Linked DNA regions of Homo sapiens: region 2 is linked to region 1. A link is a contact called in ENCODE Hi-C data. All regions are on one chromosome and are shown on one strand. The core of a region is the stretch at or near the end of the contact, and the rest is flanking DNA. Distances in the headings are between cores, read along the strand shown.

Region 1 (2,858 bases), core at 327-2,826:
TCTGTCACCCAGGCTGGAGTACAGTGGGGCGATCTCAGCTCACTGCAACCTCCGCCTACTGGGTTCAAGCAATTCCCCTGCCTCAGCCTCCTGAGTAGCTGGGATTACAGGCGTGCTCCACCACACCCGGCTAATTTTTGTATTTTTAGTAGAGACGGGGTTTCACCATGTCAGCCAGGCTGGTCTCGAACTCCTGACCTCGTGATCCACCCACCTCTGCCTCCCAAAGTGCAGGGATACAGGCGTGAGCCACCGCGCCAGGCCAAGATGGAAATTTTAGTTACTACTGTCACCCGAGTCTTTCTCCGTTTGTTTCCTTGCACAAAATGGGTAGGGCTGTGGGCCCTCCCAGCTCAGGAGCCCTGGGGTGGTTTTAAGAAGGTAGAACTCCTGGTAGGAACCACCTGCATCAAGACCATGGATCACCTCTCTGAAGGTTAGCGATTCCAGGGACCCCACCTCCGAGCTGTCCTCCTACGTGGAAGTGAAAGTATTGGAAACAGGGGAAAGAAGCTGGTCAAAGACAGACTCCAGTCGTGGCGGTGCATGTCCCAGTTAAAAGCAAATCCTGGAAAATCTTGTTCAAGAACAGGGTCCCCATTCATAAATGAAAAATAATAATAGTGTTATTTTACCCACATGAAACTTGCCATAACTAGGTACCACGACCCACATGGACACACAGTGAGATTCCCACAAAGAGGCAAAAGGAGAGCCCTGGTCACTGAGACAAAAGATACAGAGACACCGGGACACAGAGAGGTACAACGGGACGTGGAGTTGGATCGAGCTGTCTCGTAAGGAATATCGGAAGGGGTGGGGACACTACTGGGAGATGGCATAGGTCCAGGACACTAATTAGGCTTTGGCTGAGATCAGATAAAGGAAACTGTTCGTAAGCTGCTTACTTAAAAAGAAAGGAAAAGGTGCGTTTGAGTTCAGGAGACTGCGAGTCCCAGAGCAGGAGGCGGGAGCCAGCGAAGGGTGGGCGTGTAAGGGGTGCAGTCGCTTCTCCCGCTGGGCAAGAGACTCCCCCTTTCGGCAGCCTGGGTTCCCCGCCTCCCCACCTCCTGCTCCTCCTCCCCCGAGCCCTAAGGGCCCGCAGGGCCTCCAGTAGCAAAGCCACTGGCCCCGCGTCCCCGCGTCCCCCTGCGCCGCGCCCCGGGGCGCAGGCAGGGACCACGCGGCCGGCGTGGGGGCGGCGCCACCCGCAGCAGAAAGCCCCGGCGTGGACCGCGTGGCGTAGGAAAGCGCTCCCCTCGCCCCCAGCCGCAGAGGGCTTGGGCAGCATCGGGCGCGGCCCCGGGAGAGTGCGTCCGCGGCGCCAGCGGCTGCAGGGTGACCTGTTTCGGGCGGGGACACTCACCAGAAGAACACGCGTGAGCAGAGGTTCGCGTCCTGCAGCGGGTTGGGCTTCACCTCCTGGTACACGGGCAGCATCTTGCCGGGCGGGGCGGGCGCGGGCCGGGGTCGCGCTGATCAGGCGGCGGTGGCCGCGGGCTCCGCTCCTGGACCTCAAGCAGGGATGCTGGGGCTCCGGCCGCCACGCCTGTCCGCTCGGCTGGAGCCTGTGAAGCAGCCGCTTCCGGGAGCCGGGCGCCGGCGGCACGCCCCGTCCCCGCCTCTCAGGCCCGCCGCCTCGGGGGCGCCCGCTACGCGCCGCCGCCTGGAGCCCGGGAGCTGCGCACCGCGTGCGAGCGCGGCCGGGACCGACGGGTGACGCGGCGGGAGGAGACGCGGCGGGAGGAGGCGAAGCTGGCGACGCCAAAGGGAGCCCAGAGCTACGCCCAGGGGTGAGGCGAGGGCCGCCTGCGCCGCTGGATGGAGAGGGTAGCAGAGCGCGCGGCAAGGAGGCCGGGTCCGGAGGTGCCCACGTGCACGAACCCGAGTGAAACTTTCCGAAATTCACTATCCGAGTCTAGGCGCCGACACAGAAGGTGGAGCAGGGAGGCGTCGGCTGTGCCCGCCCCTGCGCCGCAGAAACGCCCCCTCGGCTACGGGTTTGGGAAGACTGGGAGACAGCTGCCTCGTGCTCTAGCAGCCCGCCCCCTGGGCGCCTTTCCCTTCTCAGGACCAAACGACGGTGCCATGGGAGGCTCTTCAACCTGTGAGCCAAACATTTGACCTTGGACGACAGCAAAGTTTAGCCACAGATTATCCTTGTAGAGCTGCAAGACCTCAAGAAAGCCGGGTAACTCGAGAGTATGACCCAGATGAATTCGGGAGATGGATGAATGCTGTCGTCGATGGGGGCGGGCTTTAGGCATCTCACATGTTGCATGCTACGGTGGACCTCTGAGCTTTTTGCTGCCCCCTTAGATTGGGAAAGGAATATAAGAGGAAAGAGAGACTGCCTGATGATTTCTGTCGTCAAGCCCTAAAGCCTAACAGATAACAGTGGCAAACGACACGTGGGTTCCAGAATACCAGTGATGTTCATGTGCATTTCTGAGTGCGTAGCCTCACTAGTGTGTGTGTGTGTGTGTGTGTGTGGCAGTCTCACACACAGTGTCACGATTATGGCTCATTGCACCCTCGACCTCCCAGGGCTCAAGCAATCCTCCCAACTCAGTTTAAGTAGCTAGGACTACAGGCACCCGCCACCACACCCGGCTCATATTTTGTAATTTTTGTAGAGATGCAAAAATCAAAATCAAAGGCTCCAAGTTCAAATACTGATAATTTTTGAAGCCAAATGATTGTCATGGAGGTTTATTTTCTTCATATTTCATGCATGTTTGAGAATTTGGTTTTCTTTGTAATAAGATCATTTTATTGTTCCTTGATAATTTCTCACTTTGTTGCCCAGGCTGGTCTCAAACTCCTAGGCTCAAGTGATCCTCCCACCGTGGCCTCCC
Region 2 (2,829 bases), core at 8-2,507, 250 kb after region 1:
TCCAGCTTCCTCTCTTCTCCAGTCACCTTGTCGCCTCTAATTTCACTGGGCACCCATTTGGTTAAAAAAAAAAAGTGACAAAGGGAAATTAAGAAATTCTTCACATTGAACCAGAGTGTTTCTGCCTAAAGATAGTGACACAGAGGGTTAGCACGAGATTTATCACAGCAGACTGATTGATAGGTTTTAGACCTTTCCTTACTTTTGGCAACAAGTGAAACCTGGAAGCTCATAACAAAACTGCAAGAACCTTTAAGTGGACAAATAATAACCCGTGTCCTTGTTCTCTCATTTATGCCCAGATTTGTGGCCTCAGGAGCCAGAAGTACACCTTGATCTTTATGTTTACCTTGAGACAGCAATGAAGGGATGAAGGAATGAATGAGTTTATATTTCAATTAGGCGTGAGAGATGGAGGTGGTTTAAAAAAAAATAAAAGACAAGATAGCAGTTTTGACTGGGATAACAGCATCCTTTCATAGAATAGCCTCTAGACCTGGAAGCTGGAAGGGACCTACAGGGAAAATGTGTTGAACAAATGCCCTCTGCGTAGTGCATTAGTATGAGTACACCAGCAAGATCAAGATCGTCAGGATGCCCCATCTGCTGCTATCTTGACTTTAGGCCTGTGCCACGCACCGTTTTGCCATGACTTTCCGCATAGCACCAGGCCAAAAAGAACTGCAGAGTTTTGAGGGCAAGGCCGGTTTCCAGCCCAGAATCTGCAATGATCCCTCCTTGACAAGTCAAACAGAGTCACCCAAACAAGCGTGGCACGCAAACCTTTAGAGTTCAGCAAACCGAGGGCTGAGTTACCAAACCGTGTCCTTTCAGGGCATGCAAAAGGCTTTTCCTGCTCTGCTTCTACAAGGTAGTCAGGAAGCCAAGCTATTTGCCTTGGGTAGGGCTGGGTGGGGGTGGTGAGGTGGGGGCGCAGCAGGTTGTCCACACCCGGTTGCCAGTCTGAACCTGAGCCGCTCCAACAAGCGAGCCCTTCTCCGCGGCCCTTTGGCTCAGGGGAGCGCAGGCCGGCCTTCCTCCCGCACGCGGGCGCGGGCCAGCTGCAGATGGAGAACCCGGGGGGCGACCGCGAGCCCTCTGAGGCCCCTCAAGGGACAGGGCATGGGTGTGAGGGGTCGCGTGCGCCCCCTGGCGCCGGGTCCGCTGGGCGGGGTGGTGGGCGGGGACGGTGGGCGGAGGCGGAGGCGGGAGGCGGAGCCCCGGGGTTGGGAGTGCGGGGGTCGCGGCGCAGAGTGGGAGCCGGAGAGCGAGCGCGGCTGCAGCCGGCGGCATGGCTAGCACGGCTTCGGAGATCATCGCCTTCATGGTCTCCATCTCAGGCTGGGTACTGGTGTCCTCCACGCTGCCCACCGACTACTGGAAGGTGTCTACCATCGACGGCACGGTCATCACAACCGCCACCTATTGGGCCAACCTGTGGAAGGCGTGCGTTACCGACTCCACGGGCGTCTCCAACTGCAAGGACTTCCCCTCCATGCTGGCGCTGGACGGTCTGCATCCCCGCGGCCCCCGCCCTCAGCCCTCCTTCCTTGATGGCCAGCCCGCTAGGCGCCCTCTCGCCCCCAATACCCCCAGCGGGACCCCTAGACTGGACTCCTCTGAGGCCCGACCCGTCTCTCCCAACAGGGCCTTAGGGAGCCAGGGACGCTCCTGGTGCCCGCCCTCTCCTGATGGCTGTCTCGCGGGGCGCCTGTTCGAGCCTGGGACCCCGGGAGGGGGGACACGCAGACAGGCCCGGGTTGGTGACTCCCAGGCGTCGGGGGATGGGGAAGCTTTGCGGTCCTGAGAGTCAAGGAAGCGGCTGCCCTCCCCCACCCCCCATATCTTGGGGACCGCTGGGACCCAGAGTTCATGCTGCAGGGGCTTGTCTCCTCCACCTCCCTCCCCTACGTTCCCCGAAGGCTGGGTTCTGATAAAAATGGTGTCATTGCAAGCCAAATCCGTTTGTCCTGACCTCCCTTGAGCCATTTCGTTGGTTCTTTTAAAAGTAGGCGGGGGTGGGGGTTGAGAGGTTGGAAGCGGGAAAACATATTGCAGAATTTGTTGTTGTTATTGTTTCCCTTTAAAGAGCTTCTACAAACTTGTCTGCCTAGGCAACACTACAAACACTTCCTCCGAGTTTTAGGAAAATAATAGCCCTTGCGGTGCCGCGATGAGTCCGCAGAGGGTAGGGAATCTTGGGCCGTGAGAGCGTGGCGCCGGGAGCTGACCAGTTCTGCATCCGAGTCCCCGGTGCCTGCTGCTGTCCTGGGTTGTTCCTTTGTGGAGGTTCACCTGCGTTGCTCTGGTTAGTCAGGCCTTATGCTGGTAGCAGCTGGTGGATATTCACACAGAACTCTGGCTCTGTTGAGTTTCAAGACAACAGCCGATGTCAGCCCGGTCCCATTGATTGCTCAAGTTCTAGGCCCGTTGCTTCCAGGATTTTACAGCAAACGAATCCTGGCAGAAACTTAAGAGGAGTTATTTACATTACATATTTCTAGATTTGAGGTGTTTTTTTCTTTTATTACCGCACTTGCAGGTTTTGTTTACATAGCTGGGTAAATGAAAGAAAATAGTTGATTCCTCTAAGATGGGGTTTGCCACGAAGAGCAAACTGTTGCTCAACGTGGTATTTGATGGAACCTCCGTATAAGGAATACGCATCTAGTTTTAGAAGGGTGGCGCCCGGGTCCGTGTCCTGTTCGGTAAAATAAGCAGCCGGAACAGTGTTTATTCCCCAGCATTACCGTTGAATTTCCTGTGGTTTGTAGAGCACGCATCCAGGTAGATGAACAGGCATTCTCTTGTTCCTGTGATTTATAGTCA

Evidence for each region. Hi-C counts contacts between places; a loop is a spot of excess contacts on that map. Pooled maps may share reads with other maps.
Region 2: a pooled map shows a loop between it and region 1 (2.7-fold over the local background). The contact joins the promoter of CLDN10 here to the promoter of ABCC4 in region 1. A Hi-C loop is called at or near these places in 1 of 168 maps with a recorded cell type or tissue (cardiac septum) and 1 of 50 pooled maps.

What each region holds. Positions count from the first base shown.
Region 1 is chr13:95,299,875-95,302,732 of GRCh38, forward strand. ABCC4 (ATP binding cassette subfamily C member 4 (PEL blood group)) reads right to left here and starts at 1,577. Exons shown (of 31, transcript NM_005845.5): 1 at 1,367-1,577. The coding sequence starts at 1,440. It overlaps LOC102724149 (a long non-coding RNA gene), which reads left to right and starts at 1,077. Exons shown (of 3, transcript XR_429273.4): 1 at 1,077-1,389; 2 at 2,072-2,452. RefSeq lists silencers at 1,113-1,752, 1,783-1,842, 2,023-2,082 and an enhancer at 1,522-2,296.
Region 2 is chr13:95,551,463-95,554,291 of GRCh38, forward strand. CLDN10 (claudin 10) reads left to right here and starts at 1,258. Exons shown (of 5, transcript NM_006984.5): 1 at 1,258-1,511. The coding sequence starts at 1,292.